Linked DNA regions of Mus musculus: region 1 is linked to region 2. The links are chromatin loops, found by intact Hi-C in ENCODE. Cell type or tissue: gastrocnemius. All regions are shown on one strand. Each heading gives the region's core, and the rest is flanking DNA. Links, peaks and the distances in the headings are about the cores only. Region 1 overlaps Ccdc158 (coiled-coil domain containing 158). Region 2 holds the start of Stbd1 (starch binding domain 1).

Region 1 (8,337 bases), core at 50-8,049, 53 kb after region 2:
CTCAGCACTTCGCAGGTCTACAGGAGGGCATTGCCTTCAGGACCGCAAATGTTCCTACAGCCTTCAACACAGAGTGGAGATCCCAGACTACGGAGACTATGGGTTTTGATCTGAGCGGAGCCACACAATATGAAGAATTAGATAATGAACCATTTCATAAGAACATGTTAATACTTAGTGTTATGCAATGAACCTCACCATAGTTACAACTATTTAAAAAATAATCATCTACTTTCTAGAATTCAAAAAGGTTTCATACTGGCATAAATACTGCACATTTCTTCCTATTCCTAAGGCTATTAAATAGGCTTGAAAATTTGTGTCAAGAGTAAAACAGTTTGGATGTGATCAAACTTTCTTAACTGGAAAACATGACCAAGACAAATTTTTTCTTAATAACTTTTTATTTTTACTTGAAACAGATTCATTTAAAATGTTCATTTATTAAACCAATATATAGTCAATAATGACATTACACATATACACATACACATATATACCTATCTCCTTGACAAGAAAGCATACACGTGTAGGGCTTCTATATCCATTTACATGGATACATAAGTAATCTAAGAGCTAATATAGAAATATCATACAGTTATGCATTTGTCTATAATGTAGTATCAGCCTATAGAACTTAGAACATAAATTTTGACATTTACACTGAATATATGTTTAAGTTGGCTTTGAGTGATTATGTTATATATTAAAAATATTCCATGAGGGTTAAGTACATAAAGCACAAAGCTCTGACTGATTATGCTTTATAACGCTACAATGCATTCTCACAAGTATTAAGTACACATGAAATATTAGGTTATAGATTGTATTTGATTGTAAGATGCATTTTATAAACAATTTCACAAGAATTAATTGATTACTGGCTTGTTCTGCTATACCTAGCTTAAGAAGTATCTTTAACCTGAGATACAGCTCAGTGGAAGAGTGCCTGTTAGATTCAACCCCTAGTACTAAAACAAACAAACAAACAAACAAACAAACAAACAAAACAAACAAAACAACCAATACCCACACCAGTGAGAAAACTTTGATTCGTATGCCCCATCTGAGGGCAGATACAGAGAAAGATGGGAGTGTAACCTCTAACCTACGTGGCTTCTGAGCAAATGAATCATCAGCCGAGGTGGCCTTGTCAATTCAGTCTGAGAAGAAAGCCTGAGTGAGCACACTCAGGAGGGAGTAGGAGCCGCAACATCTTACTGCGTCACAGCAATTCTGTGGGCTGGCAGGCTCAGGGAGACTGTGCTGGGCTCTGGTCACATACCACCATGCCTCCACTTTGCTGAGGTACAATTTTTAAAGATGTTCTACATGGTCTCTCATGTTCCCTCCAATTGTGTACCTTTACTTTTTAAAAATATTTTTTCTTATTATTTAAGTTTTTCATGACTTATAAGAAAAGTATCAAAAAAAGATTAGACTGGATTCTATACGTCCTCTACGTTGGGCCCTAAGTTGAACAAAAGTCTTTAGTCTGAATCACCACTCTCCTAGCTGGGTGCAAACCTTCGCTCCTTGAGCAAAGGGTTATTTGTATATGTTCTTTCAAAATAGCTCTGTCTTTACTGCAAAAAGAAAAATCAAAATTGGGGTGGCTCTTTCACAATATCAAACTTGACAATAACAGGAGGCCAAAACTAGAGAGATAGGAGGGAGAGGGGGAGGGGAAGGGGAGGGCACACTTTCTGGCACCCACCTGCCCGTCGCCTGTCCTCCCCTCCCGTCCTCCGGCAAAGCACCCCCCTCCCCACCCCCCGGCTGGCAGGCAGGGACCTGGCTCTGTAGCTGTCAGTACTGACTCGGCTGCTAAGCTCTGCTTTTACCTTTCACTTTTTAGAGCACACACGCCTGTATGCACGGTGTGTGCATTAATCCATCGCTCGCACACACGGATGGACAGTGAAAGGGAAAACCAGTGGAGTCGCAGCCGAGCTGATACAAACAGCTGTAAGACAAAACTGCCAAGAAAAGCCTTCAGAATGTGCAGAAGCACGGACACGGGAGAGACAGACAGACAGACAAGCTTCCTCCTCCTTTCTTGCCTGGTTTTCCCTTTTCACCATCCATGAACAGACTTTTTGGGTTGGATCAGTACAAATTAGTACAAGATTTCTATTCAAATTTCACTGATTTTAGGAGTATCGGCCAATCACATCAAATCATATTACAGCTATGCTTTATTTTTTGTTTTTATGAGTGTGCTTTCTTTCGCTCTGATTCTGTGCTTCAGCTTGAAGCTGCACAGAACTCTGAAGCCGTTATACGCTCTGCTAGCACAGTGGACAGCTCCAGACAGTGCTGCTCCATCTTCACTATGGACTAGGCAATCCAGCACCAACTACTGTCAACACAGGATGAACTTAGAAAGATAGTGCTATGCTTTTGTTGTTGTTGTTGTCAAAAAGCGAAAGTTAAAAGTAAAGCCAAATCTACAGAGTCAATAGTGACAGCTTCTACTGGTCCAGATTCGTAAAGGGGAATTCTGGAGGCTCCTAAACGGAAAGAAAAGAATAGAAGACAGCATTATAGTAAAACACTTTTGTCAGCTTTTAAAAAGGCTACATCTAAAATTTTCCTAGATATAGAATGTCTGTTTTCACCAATATGAAATACTTGTTAACCTGAAAAAAATTATTCTTTGTAACAGCTTTTCTCTGAATTTCCACATTCTAGGTAGAAAAGTTTTGTTCAGGCTTATCAAAAACATCTTGTTTTTAAGGCAGTCTCAGGTACCTCAGGCGGTCTTAAACTCCTCATGTAGCCAAGGACAACCGTGAACCTCTCATGACCCTGCTCCTACTGCCCAGTCACTGGCATGTCAAGCATGTGCTACCGTGTTAGGTGTGCTCTAGCACACCATGTTAGCTATGTTCTGGGGGTCCACTCAGAACTAAGAATGCTAAGCAGGCACTCCCCCAACTGAGCTCTATCCTTAACCTTTCTGCATTATTTTCTTTGCTTTTTTTCTCTTGGTGTTTGAACATTATATACTAAAATCTGTACTGAAACACCAAAGGAGACCATGTATCTTAAGATTTTAACAACATGAAGTCACAATATACGAAAATTAAACAAACTGTGCACAAGAATATGCTTTTTAAATCCTGCTTCCAAGTCTTCCTAACAAAACCACTTCATAGTATGATATTTTGTGTTCCTCCAAATCAAATCCTCATTGTAACATGCCTGATCTTTGTTGCTCAGTTACACCAAGCAGGCAGCAGGAGTTGCTTCTCCAGGAGAGCCTAGTTATCCGTCAGCAGGTTCGAATCCCTTCAGTTAATGATGTATTTTATCAACACTTCAAGGATCTGATTAAACCTAGAAGCCCCTTTTTTGAGATGGGGCCTTAAGATGTAGCTCAGGCAGGCCTTGAATGTGCGAGCTTCCTAAATCAGCATCCCATGTGCTGGCTATCCTCCTTAGTAAGTGTTTACTACTTAAGACTGTCAGAAGTCAGGGCTGGAGACATGACCCAGTGGTTAAGAGCACTGACTGTTCTTCCAGAGTTCAATTGCCAGCAACCAACTGGTAGCTCAAAACCATCTATAATGTGATCTGATGTCCTCTTCTGGCATGCAGGTGTACATGCAGATAAAGCATTCATATACATTAAATAAATAAATACTTAAAAGAAGATTATCAAAAGTCTTGGTGAGAGCTGGGCGTGGTGGCGCACGCCTTTAATCCCAGCACTCGGGAGGCAGAGGCAGGTGGATTTCTGAGTTTAAGGCCATCCTGGTCTACAAAGTGAGTTTCAGGACAGCCAGGGCTACACAGAGAAACTCTGACTCGAAAAAACAAAACAAACCAACCAAACAAACAAACAAACAAAAAAGTATTGGTGATCAATTATTTACATTAGAACACATTAGGACAATAGTCCTAATATGTCAACATGATATATTAGACAAGATAAATAAGCAAACTGGATGAAGCTTATGAAGAGATCATTTTTTCAAGCTACAATATAATGAAGAACCATAGTAATTACAAATGACATAAGAAAACATAGGCGAATTGAGCTTGATTTAGTAGTTTGTGACTTTTCGGAGTCTTATGTCAGTAAATATCTGTCTTTTCAGAATGGTTTGGATAGTCAAGAATAACACTTTAAAAATAATAGCACCTTTTTACTGGACTATAATACAATGGTGCTCCTCTGTCTGTCAGATTATCATGTGACATCCTCCTAGCCATGCTTTATTGAGACCATGACCACCCTTCTGCTCTGGCTTCTGAAGGGAGGGTCATGCCCTTTGTATAGAGTGCTTTGTCTACAGGGAGTGGACAATCGCCATCAACACAAAGGTTTGTCCTGAGAAAAGAAACTAGAAGGCAAAAGTGAGCTTCTCTTGGCTTTATTGAGTTGGGTCCCGAGGGATGCTTTGAGGTAGTAGTAATTAAAATTATCTTGCCCCGAGACTAGAAGCTATACATAGAGATTTAAAAAGGATGGATGCTATTCAAACTACAACCCCTAGTTAATCATAAAATCAGTTTAATGATCTTCAACTCAACATCTGAAGAGAGAGAATACCACCTGACATTTAATAGAGGTAAATGGCTTTCTTCTCTTACTGCATGGACTCCCTTCCTGTGAGTAGTGATCAAGATGTTTGCAAGACATGGCTGGGGTGAGAGTATACAGTTCCTGTTAATTTCCTCTGCTGACTTTGATAAAACCGTGTGAAAATTTCCTCCTCTTGCTACAGAGTTAAAGGTAGACATCTAATGTACATCATTGAGCCAAGGAAGACAGCACCTCCCTGTGGTCATCACTGGAATGGCAGTGGAAGCTAAGCTGTGCTGTGCACAAGACAGTAAGTCAATGTGTGGAAGACAGTGCTGCACTGTCTGTCCATTAAGTCTGCCAGCACAGAGACCAGCTTCCTCTATTGCAGCTAACAGGATGGTTGTCATTTATGAAAGGGGTGGTAGCTGCATTACCCTCTATTCTAAATGACCACCCTAAAATAAATAACTAAGGTATAGGAAAAACTGTACCTGAGTTATCTCTGCAAGGCTCTCTAAAGCAGGGGTTCCCCGTCCTGATGCTGTGACCCTTTAATACAGTTCTTCATGTTGTGGTGACCCAACCATAAAATTATTTCATTGCTATTTCATAACTGTAATTTTGCTACTGTTATGAATCATAATATAAATATCTGATATGCAGGATATCTGAAATGCCACCTCTGTGAAAGGGTGAGCAGATCCCAAAGGGTGAGAACTACTGCTCTATGATAACCTAAGTGAACTCATCTTCCAAACATTCACAAAGTAAGACACTGTACAGTAAGTGGAACGCAACCACTTAAGGCAAACATCAACACCCTTCTCAGGGATGCAGAACATGACCTCCTCTGAAAGGCAACTCTTGTTTTTCTAGTTTTAGGAATTTCACTGTTTTCAAATGGTTGAAATTAACAAAAATCTAAGCTCTGAATAAATGGTTGATAATAATATGGAATCATGGAGATGGTGGGCATCCTGGAGCTGGAGCTGTGGGCTCCAGGGACTGGGAACCATATGCTGTGGGTGGCAGTAACTGAACTCAGGTCTCTCTGTAAAAGCAGTACACAATCTTGACTGCTGAGCCATCTCTCCAGACTCACCTCCTGCAAAATATTATTATCTGCTTTTAAAGAGAAATTATATGATGAAATAGGAAGACTGAGTTTCCTAATTTTTACTTTATTATTTTGAGTAATCTTAAAGTTTAGTTTTCTAGACACAAAAATGACTAGAAGTTGAAGGGATGAATTAAGCCCCCAAAGCATTGGTGGGAGACACAGACAGCTGGCCACACTTGCCAAGCCAAGCCTTAGCAAAAGATAAATGGCATAGTTCTATTCTTTACTTTTAACTCAATTTTGTGGTAGTGAGGATTAATCTAGAGCTTCAGGCATGCAGGAGTAGTGTTGTCCCTACACTCTGTGCTACTCAATTTATTATCTAGAAATTACCTGAAAAATATTTCTCAATCACTTTATAATGAATTTAAACATCAACTTAAATAAAAGTTTATAAGTTAACATATAATTTAGCATGTTTGTTTACCAACTAACACTGATTTTAAAAATATTCCTTTAGTTAGAAATTATTGATTGTTCATTTTCAAACAAACTATTAAAAATGATTCAATGTGCAAAAAAACAGCCCTTGGAAGTGATGTTTAAACTGACCTTATCTTCATACATCCTTTTGGACTCCCTCAGTTCAGAACGCAGCTGAGAAACAGTAGACTCTAAGTCACTGAGCTGGCGCATATACATGGAGTTCTGGTTCCTTGCCTGTTCTCTAAAAAGTGTTGAATGGGCAGAAAAGCAGATATCAAGTTAAGAATATGCATGGTACCCTATGGGCCCTCACATCTCTTAGATACTACCAGTAATGACTTTATATGGAGTCATTAGAACAACAGTCTTTCATTATACAAACTTGTTTCTTCTGAGTTACAGCTCAGGGTTGAGGACAATGCTTAGAGATATAAGTTAGGTGTGCTGCATGTAAAATTCTGTTAAATTCCAAGCACCTAAAACAAGTTACTTGCCAAAGCTCATGGTGTCTGTGTGTGTGTGTGTGTATGTATACATATACATATATGCATATATATACACATATATGTGTGTGTTCATTACATTATTCTCTACTTCTGCAATATGATTAAAAATATCAGCACTGGAGGTTAGAGAGATGGCTCAGTGATTATGAGTGTTAACTATGAAATCATGAGGAGAAGATTTACGACCCCAGCACCTACGTAACATGCTGTACATTCTGAAAATACCTAGAACTACAGCTCTCAGAACTCAGATGCTCTTTATGGTCCCCACATGCACATAGGTCCTTGTATGTGCACACACAGGTATACATACTCATATAAACACAGTAGACCTTTAAAATAAAAGGGCTATGCATAGTTTTTTGCATTAGTTCAAATTATAAAATTTCTTATGCACATATATTTTATGTATATACTTGGACATATATACCTATGTATAACTTTGTTCATAGATGCACACATAATTATACATATATGTGTGTATATATATACACACACACACACACTTTGTCCTATCATTTTAAATATGAACTCAGCAAATCCCAGGATTCATACATAGTGACACAAAAGCGTGTTACAGAAGTTTTATCACTTTTACATGGAAATTACTAAGCAACTTCAAAAAGGTATTAGGACAGCATACTAGAATAATAGCTGCAGGCCTGTCTCTTCAAAGAAAGAGGATGCTTACCTGTTCGCCTGGAATGCTGGGAAGAGTGTACTTTCCAACCTGGTGATACTTTGCTATCGGGCTCCACCCATATCCCTCAGAATTTATCTTTTGCTTATCCCAGCCCCTTTCCTCCTAAATCTTGAGCATTGCTTCTGGACCACAAAACCCATCCTTATGAGAGATGCCACTTGTACTTTACAGAAGCCTAAGTGACTGCTATGTTACCTTAGGGCCAGGCCAAAGCTGACACTCACAGACGTATTTTCCTTAGTCATTCTCCCCAGACCCTAAATCTTGGCCACTATCTCTACATCAATAGTACCCATCTTTGTACTTTGAAAAGAATTTCAATGTAAACATGTCTTAATCTCTGCTATACTCATGGGACTGAGATAATTATCAGAATTTTTTTCCCAAAGTTTTGCTGTGCTTATAGATGACTAAAATAAACCAACCGGCATCTGACCTTTGAGGTTTGGCCCAGCACCAGCTACCTAAGTTAGACTGAACCAACTTTCACTCTTCCCTCCCCTGGATCATTTCCCTATCAGCAATAAAACCTGCAGGGACACCCCTTCCCCTTGCAAGACTACAATCACAGATAACAGTAATGAGCTGCCAGGTGAGTTCTGGAACTCAAACCCAGGTCTGCTGCAAGAGCAACAAGTGCTACTGATGGCTGAGCCAAATCTCCAGTTTAAAATAATAGCTTTTATGTTACAATAAATGGAATCAATTTCAAACTACTAGTACACACATACTGAATGATTTCCAGCTGACTCTGGACACTGTTGGCTTGGCTTCGAGCACTGCTGGCTTTCTCCGTAAGTCCTGTTATCTCAACTTCATGTTCACTGATCAGCTGCTCAATCCTAAGCAAGAACAAAGTGACTGTTAGAATATAGGAAGCTCTTCTCACCTATGACTTATCTCAAGTTAATGCTTGCAACACCTTCAGACTTAGTATTTGTTCCAGTTTTACACATGCTACTCTTTCATCTGTTTGAGACAGTGTGGTGGTTTGTTTGCTTGGCCCAGAGAGTGGAACTATTAGGAGGTGTGGCCTTGTTAGAGT
Region 2 (8,337 bases), core at 269-8,268:
AGGAATTTCATAAATTCATTTTTTAAATAGCTGAGTAGTATTCCATTGTGTAAATGTACCACATTTTCTGTATCCATTCCTCTGTTGAGGGGCATCTGGGTTCTTTCCAGCTTCTGGCTATTATAAATAAGGCTGCTATGAACATAGTGGAGCATGTGTCCTTCTTACCGGTTGGGACATCTTCTGGATATATGCCCAGGAGAGGTATTGCGGGATCCTCCGGTAGTACTATGTCCAATTTTCTGAGGAACCACCAGACTGATTTCCAGAGTGGTTGTACAAGCTTGCAATCCCACCAACAATGGAGGAGTGTTCTTCTTTCTCCATATCCTCGCCAGCATCTGCTGTCACCTGAATTTTTGATCTTAGCCATTCTGACTGGAGTGAGGTGGAATCTCAGGGTTGTTTTGATTTGCATTTCCCTGATGATTAAGGATGTAAAGAACTCAAGAAGGTGGACTCCAGAAAATCAAATAACCCCATTAAAAATGGGGCTCAGAGCTGAACAAAGAATTCTCACCTGAGGAATACCGAATGGCTGAGAAGCACCTGAAAAAATGTTCAACATCCTTAATCATCAGGGAAATGCAGATTCTCCATTTCTAAAGGTTTCATCATTACCAAGTAGCTCAGCCTGGAGTCCGTCCAGGTGCCAAGATGAGTCAGAGGTTTGCAAACAGTTGCAGTTAGAAAATGTCTCTATGAAACCCGAGGCCGGGAGGCGCCAACGTGACCGATCTGCAGAGAGGGTGTTTGCCTGTGGAGAATGTCATGTGGAGGGAGACACAGGCGCAGAGTTTGACAGAAACGCACAGGTGCTGTGGTACATTCCCAGAGAGCCAGGGCTTGGAGAGAGAGGAGTTGGAACCAGCAGCTCGTCTGCTATGCTGGAATATTCCCGGAAGGCAACCATGATGTCATGCATCCAAATTCACATACTTCTAAAAGGTTATGTGTTGAAATGTGAACACGGTTTAGGCACCACCAGGATTTGGTATAGCCAGAGCCTCTGGGCCCTGGGGTCTGGGGAGGCTCTGAGTGGAATTCTGAGCCGCGGGGAGCACTGCCAAGCTTTAGGGAAGACTTTGAGCAGGGTTAAGCCAAGAAGAGTTGCAGAGTGCAGTGGAGCCTAAATAGACGGAGGTACTCAGATGAGGTTCGAACAGGGTACAGACACTGAAACCAATAACACAGAGGGTGGTGGAAAGGGAGGTTTACTCTGTCCCACTCTTAAACACCTCTCTCCAGGGAGAGAGCTGGTAAGTAGGGAGAGGTTTTGCACACTAAGCAATTCTTAAATTCACAGGATATCAACTCGATGTCCTCCCTTTTAACACAGTTCTGACACTCTACCCCGAGTCAGTTTTGATCTCATACGTTAAAGAACTCAGTTTAAGATTCTCCCCATTTCAACAATCAATCGCAAGTTCATGAGTTTTCTGCTTCTATTGGCTGATGAACTTCCAGGATCCAACAACCATTTCCTTGGGTTTCATGATTTGCTAGAATTCAAGGAAACATCATTCTAATTTTCTTTCATCTATATCTTTCTGACTATCCACCTACCTATCTTCTTTTTGGGAATCATGAATTCACAGAACTCAAGGAAACCATGGGTTTATGCTCACTGGATTATAATGGAAGGTATGCGCTATGGTTTGGATATTCCAAACTGTATATGGTGAACCCAAGTTCACCGTTAGATCTCTAATTAAAGACATGAAATAGAGTTGACAAAGATCATACCACGTTCTATGTCTGTAGTGCTTGCAAGGCACGTGGGGATCTGTATAAGTTAAGAAAGCCACTGTGGATGGAAAGAGCCAGCGAGGGCGGGGCCGAGAGGTCAGGAGGGCAGGCTTTTGCTGTGAGATGCAGGGTCATTGGGCAGTCTTCCATGAAGGTCTGACATGGTTGCAGTTGGCTCTATTAGCCTCTAGTTTGAAGACAGGCATCATGTAGGGGCTTGTGACTCAGTATAGCTGTAGTGATGTCTTCACCTGAGTGAGTTTGATTGGATGTGTTTGTCAGGTAGCTCATCCTTTCTCCTCTTCTTTTTTTTTTTTTTTTTAAAGATTTATTTATGCTGGGCATGGTGGTGCACGCCTTTAATTCCAGTACTTGGGAGGCAGAGGCAGGCAGATTTCTGAGTTCGAGGCCAGCCTGGTCTACAAAGTGAGTTCCAGGACAGCCAGGGCTACAGAGAAACCCTGTCTTGAAAAACAAAAATATAAATTAAAAAAAAGATTTATTTATTCATTTATTTTATACATATGAGTATACCACCATTACACTCTTCAGACACACCAGAAGACAGACACCATTACAGATGGTTGTGAGCCACCGTGTGGTTGCTGGGAATTGAAGTTGGGACCTCTGGAAGAGCAGTCGGTGCTCTTAACTGCTGAGCCATCTCTCCAACCCATCCTTTCTCTTCTTATTATGCTTCTCTATATTATCTGTGTGTCTCTCCTCTTCTACCTCTCTGTCATCTACATTTTTCTGACTATCTATGTAACTTCTTTGCTTGGATCTTAAATTCTTTAAAATTTTAAATTAATCTTAAGTATACTTTGATCATATTCTTTCCTCCCTTTCAGCTCATCCCAGAACCTCCCTGTCTTCTTACCCACCCAACTTCATGTCTCCCCCTTCTCAAAAACAAAACAAAACAAAAAAACAACAACAAAACAAACAAACAAACAAACAAACAAAAACCAAAATGAATATAGAAACACAAACTTAAAAAAAGAAAATTAATAAGACCAAAAAAAAAAAACCCCCAAATCAAACAAAACAAAAAGTATACACACACACACAAATCCCCAAATGAAACCTGGAGCTTGTGTGTGTCAACCATCTACTCCTAGAATGTGGCTGATATACCCAGTGAGACTCCATTGGAGAAAATGGATTTTCCCCTTCCAGCAGGCAGCAATTGCAAGTGGCTTCTTGGTCAGGGGTGGGACTTGGTGCTCACTCCCCCCACTGCCTTCAGTGCTGGGATTCTCTCTGGTTTGGGCTTCTGCAGGTGTTTTTCAAGTCGTTACAATCTCTGTGAGTGCGTAAGTGTTTCGAGTCCCGTTGTATCTGCCAGACACTGTCTCGGTGGAGTTATCCACTACCCCTGGCTTCCTTCTTCCACCATCCACCTCCTCTTCCACTTAGATCCCTGAGCCTTTAGGGGATAATTTAAAAAAGTCATCCCATTTAGGACTGAAAGCTCCAAAGTCTCTCTCTCCACACGGTCCAGTTGTGGGTCTCTGTGCTAGTTCCCCTCTACTGCAGGAAGCAGCTTCTCTGAGGAGGGCTGAGTGATGCTCTGATCTACAGGTATAGCAACAGTCTATTTGAAAGTTAAATAATTTAATAATAAAACAGGAGTCAGTATTGCTCTGTTCTCCACCTCTCTACCAGTTGCAGCCTATGCCAAGAGAGGAGCAACCCACCAGGAAGTCTCTCTCAGGAGATGTGTGATCTCTTGTGATCTCAGTGATCCAGCGAGGTGCACTGTTGAGTGATTGATCCTCCCAGAGGGAGCCATGTTAGCAATAATTGCAAGGCATATACTTTCCAGCTGTGGCCTCAGCAACAGGATGTATGTGTTTAAAGGAAAGACTCCAGGTAAAACACCCGGCTCTTTACCCTGAGTAGTGTGCACATCAGCACAGCAGTGTGGTCCTTCCTTCACAGGATTTCTGTTGTGTGAGGACCAATTTAAGTTCATACACAAAACACTTTGACTATATGATGCTTTGATAAAGGGTTGCTGCTTTATTAATATTTACTTGTAGGGGCTCCGTGTCTGGGCAACATCCAGTTCAGCTGGGTGGGTGGGTGTGCAGCAACACGCGTGGCGAGAGAGAGAGAGAGAGAGAGAGAGAGAGAGAGAGAGAGAGAGAGAGAGAGGAAGAGAGAGAGAGAGAGGAAGAGAGAGAGAGAGAGAGAGAGGAAGAGAGAGAGAGAGAGAGAGAGGAAGAGAGAGAGAGAGAGAGGAAGAGAGAGAGAGAGAGAGAGAGAGAGCGCCAGAGCCTGTAACTCCCCACTGGAAACGGGAGAGAATTTCGAGTTTGAGGCAGCCTGGGGTACGGAAAGACTTCTAGGCTAGTCTAGAACCTTTTTTTAAAAAAAAGAGTGTAGGAGGTCCCAGAGGTAAAGGCGAACAAGATTGGCGGAGGTGGTGGGCCTTTATGTAGAGATTTGAGAAAGCTGGGGATGGATTGGAGCTTCCCCTAAGCCCCTGCGCCCTCCCCACGATCCTTACTCTCTCCACCCCTAATTGTGCTAACCGTCCAGTGAGAGCCTTCTCCGGCCTCAGAGCTCCGGGCGCCCATCTCCTGGCTCGGAGCTGTGCGTAACCGGGCTCTTCTGGCGTGGGATAAAGTGGAGCGGGACCAGGTGTGGAAGGGCCGGCAGCGGTGATGGGAGTGGGCGAGAGCCGGGTTGCGGGGCGGGGCGAGCGGGGCGGGAGGCGGGGCCAGGAAAATTCGCGGCGGCCGTGGAAGGCTGGGCTGGCGGCCAAGAACCTTAAAAGGATGGGGCGGGCGGGGTGGGTGTGGCCGTTCGGGTGAGCGGAGCCCTGCACTGGGGCTCGTAGTCTCCCTCAGCCTCTCTCAGCCATGGGCGCCGTCTGGTCAGCCCTGCTGGTCGGCGGGGGTCTAGCTGGAGCGCTCATCCTGTGGCTGCTGCGGGGAGACTCTGGGGCCCCGGGGAAAGACGGGGTTGCGGAGCCGCCGCAGAAGGGCGCACCTCCTGGGGAGGCTGCGGCCCCGGGAGACGGTCCGGGTGGTGGTGGCAGTGGCGGCCTGAGCCCTGAACCTTCCGATCGGGAGCTGGTCTCCAAAGCAGGTATTCTTCCTCCCCTCGAGCTAGTTGTTTTGAAGTTCTCCGGGGAAGGGGAAACGAAAGGCACTTGGAGCCATGCGGGTGGGTTCTGGTGGACCACCTTCCCCGACCTCGGACTGAACCTTCTTCAGCCCTCATCGCGTTCTGGGGTTGTCCTGTCCTGGAGAGGCCACGCGGGTCCTCCAGAGGCCGCGCCCAGCTTCTGCCGCCTCAGCGGGCACAGGCTCCTCCGCCTGGCCGCACTTGGAGCAGTGTACGAGGATGGCTTGGGGGGGGGGGGGCATCTCACAACTCTTCAGTTCCTGCTGAAGCTGAGAGGGACATCTTCTGAGTCCCAGTCGCTGACATACCACACCCCTCCTTAGATCTGGGGCTTATGAACACTCACTTCCTACTATCTGGGCAGCTTTTTCAGGAAAGTAAAATTCAGCTTAGACTTAGGTCATGAAGGCCACTGTAGCTGAGGCTTTGTGCTGGCGTGTGAACAAGTGGTGGCCTACTAGGGAATCGAACTCTGATGAGAATTGTCACCTAAGTTTAAATCTACATTTTAGAGACCCTGCATCAGGCAATCAGTGTGCACTGGCACAAACCCTTACCTCCTGTGCCCTTTGCCCAGCTGCCTGGCAGAACTTATTTTTAGTGGTGGTCATTTGTAGCTACTACGTGAAAATCTTTCCCACGGCTGGGTTTTGATAAAAGGTTCTTCAGAAAATTAGGACTCCAGAGTAATATTTGCTGACATCTCACTTTGAAGGTCATCATTAAAAAGAGGCAAACATGTAGCGCAGAGTTCTCCTAACCCCTGCTGATTTATGGTTTTAGGGCGGTCAGGCTTCTAGGAGAGGTCGCCAGGAATGAAGCCAGGGTTTTAGAGAACTTGGATAGTATACTTTTAAGAATAGTTTTTATAACTGTATGTACTTATTAAGGAGGGTGGGTGGGATGGGAAAATCTTGTGCTTGTTGAAGACATTACTTTTCCCTCAAGCCCTCCCCACCCCCACCACACCCCCCCCCCCCAGCTCCACTCAGTCTTGTTCTCGGTTTTCTTCACACTGACTGCTATGCTTTCCAGTTAGCTGGAGCTGGCCCGTCTTGTATTCACTGCCAGGGAGTTCAGGTGTACTCTCAGGTGCAGGGTAGCCATGTAATCCTTTGTTCTATAGAAGCCACCAGCATGTGAGGCTGGGCCTTGTGCTAAGCTCCTGCCCCAACCCTTGGACAGCATTTTTTTTTCTTCTTTTCTTTAAATGACAGGAGCCAAGTGACTTAACTTTGGATACCTGCCAACATGGTCTGGACTGTGGGAGACTTTGCAACTTGCCACTTCATTCTCTCTCATGGTGTGTGCTGAGACTCCCCAAGTGTGCTTTTGATCGTTGGCTCTACATGTGTGCTCTTAGAGCAGTGTTGGGAATGTTCAAATAGGTACTTGCTTTTTTTAAAACAGAGCCTTGAACTGTACATAGAAATAAAGACAAGAGCAAAAGTTTTCTGCGTCTTCCTTTGTGAACCACCTAATGTTACTGCCCTTTCCTTTCTTAGAGCATCTTCGAGAAAGCAACGGACATTTGATTTCTGAGAGCAAAGATCTTGGTAACCTGCCGGAAGCACAGCGGCTGCAGAATGTTGGAGCAGACTGGGTCAATGCCAGAGAGTTTGTTCCTGTTGGGAAGATTCCAGACACACACTCCAGGGCCGACTCTGAAGCGGCAAGAAATCAAAGCCCAGGATCTCATGGAGGAGAATGGAGACTCCCCAAAGGACAAGAAACAGCTGTCAAAGTAGCTGGCAGTGTGGCCGCAAAGCTGCCCTCCAGCAGCCTGCTTGTGGACAGAGCTAAAGCAGTCAGTCAGGACCAGGCAGGCCACGAGGACTGGGAAGTGGTGTCTAGGCACTCATCTTGGGGGAGTGTTGGTTTGGGTGGCAGTCTTGAGGCTTCTAGGTTAAGTCTAAATCAGAGAATGGACGACAGCACAAACAGTCTTGTGGGAGGAAGAGGCTGGGAAGTAGATGGGAAAGTGGCATCTCTGAAACCTCAACAGGTCAGCATCCAGTTCCAGGTGCACTACACCACAAACACCGATGTGCAGTTCATTGCAGTGACTGGAGACCATGAGAGCCTTGGGAGATGGAACACATACATCCCACTCCACTACTGCAAAGACGGGCTCTGGTCTCATTCTGTCTTCCTGCCTGCAGACACAGTGGTGGAGTGGAAGTTCGTGTTGGTAGAGAATAAGGAAGTTACTCGTTGGGAAGAATGCAGCAATAGATTCCTGCAGACTGGCCATGAGGATAAAGTGGTTCATGGGTGGTGGGGGATTCACTGACTCAGTTTTCAGAGCATCCAAGAGGCTGCAGCAGAATGTGGACAAGGCTAAGGCTTTAGAGCGCACTGCATAGCTTAAAGTAAAGGCGGTGTGATTCCAATTGTAGCCATCAGGGCTCTTTCAGATTTGCTAGTGTGGCTTTTGTCCAAAATGTAGGAAGATGTATGCCTGCAGATAATGCTTCCTGTAAGCTGGCACTTGTCCCTTATTGTATTGACTGGTTTGTGCTGACACATCAGGACTTGAGGAATTGATCATCCTGGGTAGTTGCATCTTGGGTAGTACACCTGAGGTATGGACTACATATGGGCAAGGAGCAACTAAGCAACTGCACGGGTACAAGGTAGAGCGCCCTTAGCAGCTCTTAGACTAGAAAGACTACAATAAGCCCCATCAAACACAGCTAAAGCAACACTGTTTACATCATACGGAACTGTGACCAGTAAGGATCGGAGTGAAACTCTAGACTTCCTGTTAGTTTTTATTCCATTTTAACTGCTGAGGATAGGCGAGACATTAGCAAGTACGCCTTTGTCTTAGTGGCTGAAAGCCTATTCAGAGGTGGTCACCCAGGAAGCAGAGCATGAGGGATTGAGGTGTGAGATGCTGAGGTGGTTTGAAGGGCTCCTTGAGGACTGGGAGTAACAGGTCTGAGTCTGGTACATCCCTCCTTTACCCACAGTGCCCTGGTTGGACCATCTCTGCTCACTGCTCCACCTCATTCCTACATGGGGTCAACAAATGGGCTGCCCCAGAGGCATCTTTTCCATCTGTTAACTCTTCACTCTCCTTACATACCAGCGAGTGAAATTCTCTATAGGACCATACTGAAGAATGTCTTTGCGCTGAGAAGAAATAATTAAGCTTTAAGTTATAACTGAATAAATAAATACTGAGTTTTAATATCTTTATTCAATGTCTCATTTGTTTCAATTTTAGCACTTGAACCTAGGTATAAAGGAGCTATATTTTACATAAAGAGAAAAGCAAGCCTCAAGTTATAGCAGATACCATAGGGAGAGTCTTGTCCCTCCCTCAGGGAGTTTTAAATGCTTTTTTTTTTTTTTTTAGAAAGTCTTAAATATTTTTTAAAACTTTGCTTAGAAGGGACTTTTTGAGGCGGAGTTTCTTGTAGCACAGGCTAACCCCAAAATTCA

The links. A loop is a pair of places that touch in the nucleus more often than their neighbours do. Peaks named below come from ENCODE experiments on the same cell type or tissue, not always from the same donor. Only the 100,000 strongest peaks of a DNase experiment are listed, where the experiment ranks them.
Region 1: a loop joins it to region 2, with 2.2 times the contacts of the local background. A loop is called at or near these places in 3 of 42 quality-filtered maps.

What each region holds. Positions count from the first base shown.
Region 1 is chr5:92,651,660-92,659,996 of GRCm38, forward strand. Ccdc158 (coiled-coil domain containing 158) reads right to left here. Exons shown (of 25, transcript NM_001360018.1): 8 at 8,024-8,134; 9 at 6,210-6,324. Among named protein-coding and RNA genes, the nearest start is that of Ccdc158, 19 kb to the right of the region's middle. In gastrocnemius, for the core only: a CTCF peak has its summit at 4,794; a DNase peak (open chromatin) is centred at 4,797; H3K4me3 peaks cover 396 bases.
Region 2 is chr5:92,598,490-92,606,826 of GRCm38, forward strand. It overlaps Stbd1 (starch binding domain 1), which reads left to right and starts at 4,562. Exons shown (of 2, transcript NM_175096.3): 1 at 4,562-4,848; 2 at 6,393-8,090. The coding sequence starts at 4,620. The coding sequence ends at 7,180. In gastrocnemius, for the core only: a CTCF peak has its summit at 5,042; DNase peaks (open chromatin) are centred at 4,572, 5,004 and 6,554; H3K4me3 peaks cover 3,599 bases; H3K27ac peaks cover 4,624 bases.